2 separate regions of the Homo sapiens genome follow, and region 2 is linked to region 1. Evidence: chromatin contacts called from ENCODE Hi-C or POLR2A ChIA-PET data. All regions are on one chromosome and are shown on one strand. The core of a region is the stretch at or near the end of the contact, and the rest is flanking DNA. Distances in the headings are between cores, read along the strand shown. Region 1 holds the start of EOLA2 (endothelium and lymphocyte associated ASCH domain 2). Region 2 holds the start of EMD (emerin).

Evidence for each region. A loop is a pair of places that touch in the nucleus more often than their neighbours do. ChIA-PET counts read pairs that join two places held with the same protein, here RNA polymerase II (POLR2A). Pooled maps may share reads with other maps.
Region 2: a loop to region 1 is called in a pooled map, with 6 times the contacts of the local background. The contact joins the promoter of EMD here to the promoter of EOLA2 in region 1. A Hi-C loop is called at or near these places in 5 of 50 pooled maps. POLR2A ChIA-PET finds 5 or more read pairs at or near these places in 2 of 52 experiments (A673 and activated CD4-positive, alpha-beta T cell).

Annotation. Positions count from the first base shown.
Region 1 is chrX:149,936,082-149,942,363 of GRCh38, forward strand. EOLA2 (endothelium and lymphocyte associated ASCH domain 2) reads right to left here and starts at 2,410. Exons shown (of 5, transcript NM_001013845.2): 1 at 2,112-2,410; 2 at 1,352-1,399. It overlaps EOLA2-DT (EOLA2 divergent transcript), which reads left to right and starts at 2,467. Exons shown (of 12, transcript NR_027456.1): 1 at 2,467-2,705; 2 at 4,578-4,805; 3 at 5,709-5,766; 4 at 6,103-6,248. RefSeq lists silencers at 2,856-3,125, 3,236-3,315, 3,596-3,655, 4,306-4,415.
Region 2 is chrX:154,374,853-154,380,597 of GRCh38, forward strand. EMD (emerin) reads left to right here and starts at 4,443. Exons shown (of 6, transcript NM_000117.3): 1 at 4,443-4,714; 2 at 4,838-4,942; 3 at 5,090-5,167; 4 at 5,382-5,515. The coding sequence starts at 4,633. RefSeq lists silencers at 3,534-3,663, 3,684-4,103, 4,114-4,413 and an enhancer at 4,821-5,400.

The DNA of each region.
Region 1 (6,282 bases), core at 1,160-3,659:
GATTATGTCACTCCTCTACTGAAACCTTTCAAGGGCTCCCTGCCCCAACTAGCACAGAATCCACACTTCCTCTCAGGGCACTCAAGGTCCCTCCTGATCTGGTTTCCCACCCCAGCCACGTCCTCTCCTCTCCCCTTTATTCACCACCCTGAAGCCACACAGGCCTTCCATCCCCTGAGGGAACATGCCAAGCTTGTTTCTACCTCAGAGCCTTTGTCAGTTGTGATGGGTTGCATTGTGTCCTCTTAAAATGCGTATGTTGAAGTCCTAAACCCCAGCACCTCAAAATGTGGCCTTATATATAAAAACAGAGTCATTACAGAGGCAATCAAGTGAGACTGAAGCCATCAGGGCGGACCCGCATCCAATGTGGCTGGCGTCCTTATGAAAAGGGGGATTTGAGAGACAGTCACGCACACAGGGAGAACACCATGAGAAGATAAACGCAGAGATAAGGGAGATGCTTCTACAAGCTAATGAGTGCCAAAGATTGCCGGCCAGCCGCCTGCAGCTAAGAGAAAGGGACAGACCAGATTGTCTTTCACAGCCCACAGAACAAACGAACCTGGCCACCACTTTGATTTCAGACTTCCATCCTCCAGAACTGCGAGACAATGATTGTCTGTTCTTTAAGCCAGCCCCTTTATGGTCCTTTGTTTCAGCCATCTTGGCAAACTGCTGTTCCCAACACATCTGCACAGGCTAGGGCACGAGTTTGCCATTTGACAGCACATCAAGCCCATTCTTTCCACCTGACAATCTTCATCTACCTTGTTTTTCACTGCCTGGGTGATATCCCATTGTTGGTCGTCTCATAATTTGCCTGACCATTCCTCCACTGATGGAGAGTTACAAGTTGCTTCCCACTTTTGCCACTAGAAATGACATTACTTCTAACACTCGCTGTGTGAAGACATGCTGAAGGAAATGCCTCGGCCGCCTGGCACGCCCATCTAAGATGCTGATATCTGCCAGCAAATGACTTTCCACAAAGACTCACCCGTGTACCCTCCACCAACCCATCCATGGTGCCATTTCCTCACACACTTGTGGCCCCTGAGCATGATTATTCTTCTGATGAGTGACCAAAGATAACCAGGTTCCTTGGTTCTGGATTACTTCTGACGGAGGCTGAATGTCCCCCACAGGGCCTGGCCACTTCCATCGGGATAAATGGCTACAGTGAATGTTTGCCTCTTTTCTGCCGCCCAGTTTCTTAGCCAACCCTTTTCTCGTCATCACCACAAAATCACAACAACTGTGTGTGTGTGGAATCCCTAGTAGGAACTGATGTAACTGAAAAGGCAAGAAGGGGGTTGAGTCCCCTCCTACCTGGTGCTGCAGAGAGTACCTGCTTTACGGCCAGAGGAGGAAACACTCTTCCACTTGGTTTCTTTACCTGCACAACAAGGAAGATAAAGAGGAAAGGTCATTAAATGCAAGTCAGCAAAGCTGGTTAATGGCCCTAGGAAGGTCTTCTACTCAGCAGGCATTGGAAACCAAGAGCTGGGAGGGCCGGTCCTAAGAGTAACACATGTGCACCTCACTCACGGTTTGGTTCTGCTAATCAGAGCGGTGGGACCCTCCACATCTGTCTGGGTCACAGGGTGCACCAGTCCGCAGAGCAGAAAATCATTTCAGCAAGTTGAGTCACATTCCTACAGCTGAGCACGCTCCATCCGAGGGGAGAAAAATCACACTTCCCCTCCCATTGTCATCGGACGAGGGTTTGGGGGGCCTAAATCCCATTGTCCACTGCTTAATTCTGGTTAGGTCATGCTGAGCACGGGGCCACAGGCCACAGAGCTATGCACCGCCCGGCCTGGGGTCCAGGCGAGCTTACAGCACAGGGGCCAAGCGGGAGGCAGGGAAGACCGGGCCGAGATGGGGCCGCTGTGTGTGGAGCAGCACTTGCAGACGCAGGTCGCGGGTACACGCGCTTAGAAGGAGGGGGGCCGAGACCATGGGGAGAGCAAGGGACACCAAAGGGCGCTTCGGGCGCGCCCCGCACGGGTTCTCTGCCCGAAACCCAGGGGAAAGAAACCCCAGCCCGCAAGTACCGTCTGCAAGAGGGCCGAGCACACGGGCTCCGGCATCAGGGGCCCTGGTACCTTTCAGCCGCGGCCGGTCTCACGGCCTCTGGACCCTGAGAGTCGTGGGCGTTCAGGGCCGACTCTGGCTTTTGGCCTCAGAGTACAGTCCTCCGCCTCCTCGCGACCCAGCGAGGCCACCGGAGCCAGCGAGGAGACGTGGGCCGCGGTGAGAAGAGAGAGCACCCGGCTCGTGTCAGGGCTGTAAGGTAGCTGCCGCTTACTCCCGGAAACCGGTGGCCAGTGACAGATGCTAGCGGTCCATAACTTCGGCTTTCATGCAGCTCCCGTCGTCCCTTTCATGAGGAACGTACGTGTGCGCGTAATCACGCACGTACGTACACCACGCACGTACGCAGGAGGCCCGTATTCAGCCACGCCTATACACCGCCAAATCGCTAGGAAGCCACGTATTCACGAAGCCACGCAGTGACGTCGCCACGCACGTACGCACGCACTTGCCACAAGGAGACGCTGTTCAGTTTACCGGATCCTGTCCCGCGCCAGCCAACCAGGACAAGGCCGGGGAGCTCGAGACAGGCAGCCTAGACCAAGAACCGGAAGGAGGAAAAGGAACCGGAGGGAGGAAGAGGAGGGGCGGGACGAGACCACCAGGCAGGATTTTTAAGCCCAGAGCTGCGAGACCAGCAGGAAGGAACTGGGAGAAACCAATGGGGAGGGGATGGGGGCGGGGCTGAGAGGAGGAGGGCGGAGCTGGGGGAGGGGAAGGGCGGGAGTGAGGAAACCGCTGGGGCGGGGTTGAGAGTGGGGCGGGGACTTGAGGGGATGGGGCGGGGACTTGGGATGGGGCGGGGACTCGAGGGGGTGGGGCGGGGCTGAGAGAAACCATTGGGGGCGGGGCTATGGGCGATCTGGGCGAGGAGAGGCTGCAGGAGGAGCTCGCGGACTCCTGAGAACCAGCGCGGGGAGGGAGGGGGCTGGTGAGAGGAGGAAGGTGGGGCTGAAAGAAACCAGTGGGGAGGGGTTGGGGGCGGGGCTTTGGAAGCTGGTGCTGGAGAAGCAGGGCAGGGCTGGGGGAGGAGTGGGGCGGGGCGGGGTTCGGGGGGGGCTGGGGCTCGGGGAGGGGTGGGGCGGGGCTGAGGGAACCGCCGGGGAGGGGCTCGGGGGCGGGGCTTTGAAAACAGCCTTTGGAGAAGCGGGGCTGGGGGGGCGGGGCAGGGCCGAGGGGAACCTCTGGGGTGGGGCTGGGGGGTGGGGTTTGCACGCAGCCACAGGAGAAACAGGGCGGGGCTCAGAAAAGGGTTGGATCGGGCTGAGAGAGACCGCTGAGGGGGGTGCTGGGGGCGGGGCTTTGGAAGCACCCGCGGGAGAAACAGGGAGGAGATGGGGAGAGGCGGGGCTCGGCGCGGGGCGGGGCTTCGGAGGCAGCCGCGGGAGAAGCAGGGGGGGGTTCGGGGCAGGGCGGGTCTGAGCGAAGCCATTGGGGAGCGGCTGGGGGCGGGGCCTTTTAACCAGCCGCAGGAGGAGCCGGGTGGGGCTGGGGCGGGGCGGAGCTGAGAGAAACCGCTGAGGATGGGCTGGGGGCGGGGCCTTGGAAGCAGGCGTTGGAGGGGCGGGGTAGGGCCGGGCCGAGAGAAACCACTGGGGAGGGTCTGGGGTCGGGGCTTTGCCATCAGTGGTGTGAGGAGCAGGCCGGGGCAGTGGGCAATTGAGCGAGGAACAGCTGCGGGAGGACTCCGCGGACTCCTGAGAACCAGCTTAGGGGAGCGGCGGCTTGGGGAGGTGTAGGGTGGAATCACGAGAAAGCTCTGTGGGAGGGCCTGGTGCACAGCTCAGCTGCAGGGTGGAGCTGAGGGAAAGCCGGGCGTTCCTGGAGGAGGAGCAGGGCGAGGCTGTGGCAAAGCGCTGTGGGAGCAGATGGGGCGGGGCTGCGGGAAAGAGCTGGAGAAGGAGGAGCCAAGCTGCACCAAGGCTGGCGGGTGAGAATTGCGGGGGAGGAGCTAGTGCAGAGCTGGAGGAAAGAGCTGAAAGGTTGTTGGGGTGGGCAGAGGGGTAGGAGAAGCGAGACGGGGCTAGAGGAGGCGGAGCTGGGAGCGGTGATGAAGGGGTAGCAGGGCGGGGCAGTGGGAAAGAGCTGTGGGAGGAGGAGCTGGGGGTAAGAAGCTGGGGCTGTGGCTGCAGCGGGGACTGGGTCAGAGCTTCTGGAGGAGCCGCCTGCAAGAGGAGGGCGTAGTTGTGGGAAAGAGCTGTGGGCGGAAATGGTTAAGTGCCGGGTGGAGCAGGGGCTGGCGTCGGAATAGCTGGGGCGGAGCTGCGGGAGGAGGAGCTGGGGGGCGGAACTGTGGGAGGAACAGCTGGGGCGGAGCTGAGGGAGGAGGAGCAGGGGGGCAGAACAGCTGGGGTGGAGCTGTGGGCGGAGCTGCAAGAGGAGAAGTTGGGGACGGACTTGCAGGAGGAAAAGCTAGGGGTGGAGCTGTGGGTGGAGTTGGGGGAGGGAGCTGAGGCCCTTCTGTGATGCACCCTTAGGCAAGAGTCCAAACTTTCCCGCGGCGACCTAACTGCACCTCCAGTGTCTTCCCCCAGAGGGCACAGAAGCAGCAAGAAGGGCGGGAACACTTGACTGGGGTCCATGCAGCTCTAGGCTGAGTCTTGCAGGGCTGAGCCCCCCAGGCCTGCTCTCCTGTGTCCTGGCCGCTCCGTCAGTGCCTGCCAGTGGGGTCCAGAGGGACCGTTTTTTTAACGCCTCTTTTGCAGGTAATGAGAAACATCCCCACTCTTAATGTCTTGCCTCCTCCGGCCTAAGTCGCCCAGCACACAGCCCAACTTCCCTGGCAAACTTGCTTTTCAAACTCTCTTCTCTCAGTCACGGGCTCAGGTTCTGTAGTGCTGCCATGCTTTACTCCTCTGTCCCTCCCCTTATCTAGTCTCCCGCATTGACTTCATAACCAAGTTCTGGGTCCCTGCCTCTGGAGTGCCTGATGAGACAAAACGGCTCCTCGTCCTGCATCCCCGCTGCTACTTCCAGAATTCAGGCCTCGTGGTCTGGAGCCTGCACTGTTCCATGAGCCTCCTGAGCAACCTGGAGTCCTCTGTCTTTCTTCCCTCAGGTCTGTCGTCCACATTCCATCGGCTCAGTTTCTAAGTCACAAATCTGTCCCCAGCAATCCTCTAGTGAAAACGCTGCTGGGCCTTCTCAGGTTTAAGTCCTAGCAGTTCAGGGAGTCGGCTCAGCTCTCCCCACCCTTAAGCCAAACACTCTTTGGGTTCACGCTGTGCTGTTCAGTCACTGGTCCCCACCAGCCTGCTGTTCCAGGTCTCCCTGCTTTGCACCGGCGGTTCCCATGGCCTTGTCCTGGTGCGCTCCTGGCCTCCTTCAAGGCACAACTTTAAAGTCACCTTCACAGCCCCACTCCGAGTATTAGAGACTTTCGTCTCCAGCTCTGATAGCATTTTGTACCTCCCCTGTCCCCACCCTACGTTAGGCTCTTGCAACCCAGGGTGGTAATTGCTCTGTAAGACTGTGGCTGCCGCAGGGTCTCTTGAGTTCCTTGAAGGCAAGGCCGGTGTTTTACTCATTTCTGAAACTGGGTGCCCAGGGCACAGTATCTGCTTAGTAAGTGTTGAATGAGCAAAGGGCAGCTTTCTTGTTTTTTCTAGTGAGATGCGCCTACTTCTCCCTGGAGAAGCTTGAGGAAGCAGAAATGCTGGAGATGAGGTGAGGAGGAGAGGGTCCCTCTTTATGGGATGTAGGCCGTAGGGCTGCAGGGGACCTTCAGATCACCAGTTCCAAGTCCTATGTATGCTAGCATCCCCTCCTGGGTTCCTTCCCCACAAGAATGGTTGCCAGCTTCTGCCGAACACCCCAGAATCTGCTTAGAGTGGTTTCAGATCATGAATGAGGATCCCCGGGATGGTGGGTGGCCGTTGCTCCTCCCGTGGCCTCTTGTTTGAAGAACTAGAACTCGCATAATGAGCTGGATAGCCACCGTGTGGCTGCTAGCAGGGAAGCCCTTGGTGGCCACATAAGGGCTCCCTTTTCCAACTCTCTCAGCTGCTCCTCACTCTCACTCCTGGGTGTGCTGGGCAGTGGGGTGCAATGTGCACGTAGGTGCACACTCTCCCTGGGCGGCAGCGAGCAGCAGAGGTCTGATCTGTGGTCGGATGACGAGAGGAAGTGCAAGTAAAGCAGCTGCAGCGGTGAGTGGGCCTAGGAAGAATGGCATCAACAGGC
Region 2 (5,745 bases), core at 3,193-5,692, 4.4 Mb after region 1:
CGCCAGGCCCTGGGGGAGGGAGGGCTTCGTGGGGGAGTCGCCTCCAGCGCCCACAGGGACTGCAGGGCTCGTGTCTAGGCCCAATCACAAGGATCCTGCGTGTCTGAGTCTGGGGGAGCCAAGCGCACCCCAGGTGGAAAGGCCGAGGCCCAAGGCCACCTTCTCCAAGGAGCCACCCACAGTCACAGCCCCTGGTGTCTGTCCCAAGCCGGGATTGTTTCCTGGGGTGGGGGCAACAGGTCGTTGCAGGTGTTGGCTGGGCGCCTACGTCAGGCAGGGCCCCGGGACGGGACTGCAGGGCTCCGAGCCCTGGGATGAACCTGACTGCCATGGATCAGGCGCTGCCAGGTCTGGCCTGGGGTGGGCAGCAGAAACAGGATCGCTCAGGGGGACGAGAAAGTTAAGTTTGTTTAGTATTAAGAAGATTCTGATCTTAAAGAAAACATTGGCCGGGCATGGTGGCTCATGCCTATAATCCTAGCACTGTGGGAAGCTGAGGCAGGTGGATTAATTGAGCCCGGGAGTTTGAGACCAACCTGGGCAACACAGCAAGACACTATCTCTACCAAAAATATAAAAATTAGCTGGGCGTGGTGACGTGCACCGGTAGTCTCAGCTGCTCAGGAGACAGATGGGAGGATCGTTTAAGCCCGGGAGTTTGAGGCTGCAGTGAGCTATAATTTCACCACTACACTCCAGCCTGGGTCACACAGTGAAACCCTGTCACTAAACATAAAAAAAAAGGCCAGGTGCGGTGGTTCATGCCTGTAATCCCAGCACTTTGGGAGGCCGAAGTGGGTGGATCACGAGGTCAGGAGTTCAAGAACAGCCTGGCCAAGATGGTGAAACCCCGTCTCTACTAAAAATATAAAAACTAGCCGGGCGCAGTGGCAGGCGCCTGTAATCCCAGCTACTCGGGAGGCTGAGGCGGGAAAATCGCGTGAACCCGGGCGGCAGAGGTTGCAGTGAGCCGAGATCACGTCACTGCACTCCAACCTGGGTGATAGAGACTCCGTCTCAAAAAAAAAAAAAAAAAAAAAAAAAAAGGCCGGGCGTGGTGGATCCCAGCACTTTGGGAGGCTGAGGCAGGTGGATCACGAGGTCAGGAGTTTGAGACCAGCCTGGTCAACACAGTGAAACCCGGTCTCTACTAAAAATACAAAAATTAGCTGGGCGTGGTGGCAGGCGCCTGTAATCCCAGCTACTCGGGAGGCTGAGACAGGAGAATCGCGTGAACCTGGGAGGCGGAGGTTGCAGTGAGCTGAGATTGCGCCACTGCACTCCAGCCTGGGTGATAGAGCTAGACTGTGTCTTGGAAAAAAATAATAAATATAAAAATAAAAATACAAATAAAAAAATAACGTTAACAGCTCAGTGAACAATCATCTACTTGTCATAGACACTGAGGAATGTTTCCATGTTGATATTTTTTCCTCGTAACTCAATCATGTTGGGATTGTAAGTTATACAGCATATACTGCTTGCAAGCCATTCCATCCTTAAGGAGCAACTCAGTTTTCTTATTCTTGACTTAGAATTGGTTGCATCCCGATGTCTCCTCTGCCTGCACTTCCCAGGAAGAACCCCCTGAGGCCCTCAGATTTTCCTGCACACGCCCTTCCCAGACCCTCTGATGACTGCAAATCCCACCCTACCCTTGACGGGAAACTCTCTGAGGCTGTCCAGGTCATCACCCCCAGGGACCAGGTACTGGTGGGGGAATGTTCCATGAATTAATTGCTGTACTCAGGGCTCTTGGACAAGTCTCCCCTGATCGCAGGGTCCTGACTCTCCCTGTATAAGATGGAGGCTCTGCTGCTCAGGAGCCTGCCTGGCTTCCAGTGGTCTGGAGTGGAGCTGCACTGCAATGGGGCTGGACTTAGGCTCCAGGTACCCACAGGGTGGGTGCAGGGGGACCATCACAGTTCAGCTTCCTGGTGCCATCTGTGGTGGGACCTGATTGTGGGGCAAAGGGGTGGGACATAAAAGGCAGAGTGTCGAGGCAGGTACAGAACGGGTGGGGGGTGCTCCTTAGGGAGAAGGCAAATCTAGAATTCCTTGACCTCATAAGGAAACAGCTTGGATCCGTATGGGGAGGGGTGGCATGGGGGAGGATGGAGCAGCACTTAGTACACAGAGGCCTCTGGGAGAGGGGCCAGGATTGCAGAAGGCTTGCAGAGGTGCTGGGGAATCTGATTTTGTCAAAACTAAAAAATCCACAAGGCAGCCTCTGAGCAGCCCAGAGTCCAAACTGCCATCTGTCCCCTCAGCTCTGAAAGATGAGGTGCAAACCCCTGCCCTACCCAAGGCTCTCCTGCTGCACACTGCCAGGCACTGTCTTCATGGACCCACACTTCCTTCCATATTGCTGGGGACACAGTGGGGCCTTGCCAACAGTGATTCCTCTTTGTTAGGATCTTTGCGTGTAGTCAAAACAGGGCCCCATCTCCTCATTACTCCCCCAGGTGTCTACCTCTTCCCACCCCATGGGCAAACCTCCATGGATGACTGGTCTGTGACCCTCACCAGCCAGGCCAGCCATTCTGGACATGACCAGAGCCCTCCCCTCTTCTTCCCTTGTCACCAGCCCTCAACTGTGAAACTACAGATGGCATGTCACCTCTTCATGCTCCCAGTTTGGGGCCTACCCAGTGAGGGGCACACTAGTTGATTCCATACACCCTCAGCTGGCTTTGTTTAGAATGTGAATGTCACAGCCAGGCGCGGTGGCTTATGCCTGTAATCCCAGCACTTTGGGAGGCCGAGCCGGACTGATCACTTGAGGTCAGGAGTTCGAGACCAGCCTGGCCAACATGGTGAAATCCTGTTTCTACTAAAAATACAAATACTAAATACTAAAAATACAAAGCCAGGCATGGTGGCATGTGACTGTACTCCCAGCTACTCGGGAGGCTGAGACAGGAGAATCACTTGAACCCGGGAGGTGGAGGCTACAGAGAGCCAAGATTGCACCACTGCACTCCAGCCTGGGTGACAGAGCGAGACTGTCTCAAAAAAAAAAAAAAAAAAAAAAGAATATGAATGATGAATGTCACCTCCTTTCTCTTCTCCATGAGACAGCCAATATCTGATCAAGGCCCTGGGAATGGGAATCCATAGCTCGCCACCCACGTCTGCCCCCTGCCTAGCCACGCTGCGCTCAGGGACCATTCCGACAGGAGAGGACGCCCCACTTCAGCTCCCCCCAGTGCCCCGGGTGAATGAACGGCATGAAGGGTTAGGCGGGCACACGTCGTCTCTGCACGCATCGCACGGCGCCCTCTGCCCGCGCCCACTGGCGTGCCCGTCGGCATGCCCGGGCCCCTTCGAAGACTGCTTGCTTCTGGAGTGCCAGCGGCCTCCTGGCCCAGTGCCCCATTTCCTCCCGGGTGGAGCGAGGGAGGAGGAAGGGAAGCAGAGGGGTAGGCGGTGGTAAGCAGCAGGCACATGTGCGCGGGCGAGAGCCCCGCAGACTGGGAAGGCGGGCCCATGGCAGGGGGTCTGCGGGGATCGCGTAGGCGCGGGCCTTGCCCTGCAGCCGCTTCCCGGGCGATGCGCACACAAAGCGCCCTCGGCAGCGCCTGGCCCGGGGCCCGCGCTCTCTTAGGGTCCGGGCCCTTCCCGCCGCTGCTGGGGCGGCCGACCGGGATGCGGCCGGGGAACCCTAGGCTCTGGGGCCCTGGGAAGGGGGACGACGGCGGGGAGTAGGGATGTGCAGGGATCGGGCGAAGCCCAAGCGACTTAGGGACCAGAGCCACCCCAAGCGCCGACTTCGCCCGCTCGCACGTCCCGGGTCCCTCGCGCGCAGGCCCCGCCCCTCTCACCCCGCCGCACGCCACAGGGTGACGTCTGGGCTCCCAGCCGCATCGCCCTGACTCCCGCGCGGGCCCCGCCCCCTGCCGCTAGCCAATCTGTGCGTTTGTGACTTTTGGGCCCGCAGCCCCGCCTGCTCCCACAGCGATACCGGTTTGCATTGCCCTGACTCCCGCGCGGGCCCCGCCCCCTACGCCGCTAGCCAATCCATGCATTAGTGGCGTCCGGGCTCGCAGTACCGCTCGCTCCCACCGCGAGACCTTCTGCTCCGCGCCCGCGCGGGCCCCTCCCCCTCCATCGCTAGCCAATCCCCGTTTTGTGACGTATGGGCTCGCGGCCCCGCTCGCTCCCACCGCGAGACCTTTTGCTCCGCGCCCGCGCGGGCCCCGCCCCCTCCATCACTAGCCAATCCCCGTGCTTGTGACATATGGGCTTGCGGCCCCGCCCGCTCCCATCGCGAGACCGGTTCCCACCGCCCTGACTCCCGGGCGGGCCCCGCCCTCTCCGCCGCTAGCCAATCCTCGCGTTGATGACGTTTGGGCTCGCGGCCCCAGCCTCCCAGCTCTCAGGGCACGGCCGGTCTGTGCCGGCTGCTCCCGCGGTTAGGTCCCGCCCCGCGCAGCGCGCGCAGCCTGCGGAGCCAGCGGCCGTGACGCGACAACGATTCGGCTGTGACGCGACAACGATTCGGCTGTGACGCGAGCGCGGCCGCTCCCGATGCGCTCGTGCCGCCCCCGCCGTGCTCCTCGGCAGCCGTTGCTCGGCCGGTTTTGGTAGGCCCGGGCCGCCGCCAGGCCTCCGCCTGAGCCCGCACCCGCCATGGACAACTACGCAGATCTTTCGGATACCGAGCTGACCACCTTGCTGCGCCGGTACAACATCCCGCACGGGCCTGTAGTAGGTACGCGGCGGCGGGCGGGACCCCTTCCGGGCCCCCTCCTCGTGCTCCGCCTCGCGACCTCCCCGCTGCCCTCCCCGCGCGCCTTCCCCGGCCCGCGGCCCTGACCGCCCCGTGTCCGGCCAGGATCAACTCGTAGGCTTTACGAGAAGAAGATCTTCGAGTACGAGACCCAGAGGCGGCGGCTCTCGCCCCCCAGCTCGTCCGCCGCCTCCTCTTATAGCTTCTCTGGTGAGAGCCTCGCCTGTGGGGACAGCCTGGGACGCGGGGAGGATGGGGTCGCGAGGGTGTGGCAGGGGGGCCGGTCGAGAGCGGCACTGGAGAAAGGGGAGGGAAGTCTGGGGGGGCAAACAGTTCTGTCTCCTCCTTTCAATCCAGACTTGAATTCGACTAGAGGGGATGCAGATATGTATGATCTTCCCAAGAAAGAGGACGCTTTACTCTACCAGAGCAAGGGTAAGGCAGGGGTTGGGTGGGCACGCTGGCACCTTCACCCGACTTCGTCAGGGACCCCGCTCACAGGGAGGACCTGAGACCTCAGTCCCAACCACTCCAGCAGCCTTAGGAGGGAGAAACTGTTACAGGTCCCGAAATGGGATTCAGATTAGGGCCATCAGGCCAGGCGGGGCACACCGATGCCCCCTCTGCTACCGCTGCCCCCCTTCCCAAGGCTACAATGACGACTACTATGAAGAGAGCTACTTCACCACCAGGACTTATGGGGAGCCCGAGTCTGCCGGCCCGTCCAGGGCTGTCCGCCAGTCAGTGACTTCATTCCCAGATGCTGACGCTTTCCATCACCAGGTGAGCTGGCTGGCAGGCGTCCTGTACTTGGGTACAACCTAGGGGATCGCGGCTGTGTTTGGATAAATCCAGGGGGGCACTGGGTACAAATGGTGGCTCTTGGGCCTCCGGGGAGACTCTGTGTGACTAGAGCACCCTGGTCTGGGATCTAGGCTCAGACTCTTCCTGAGAGTCCTGGGGGCAAAAGGGGATGCTGGGGCATGAGCACAAGTGGCAAGGCCCCATGGATA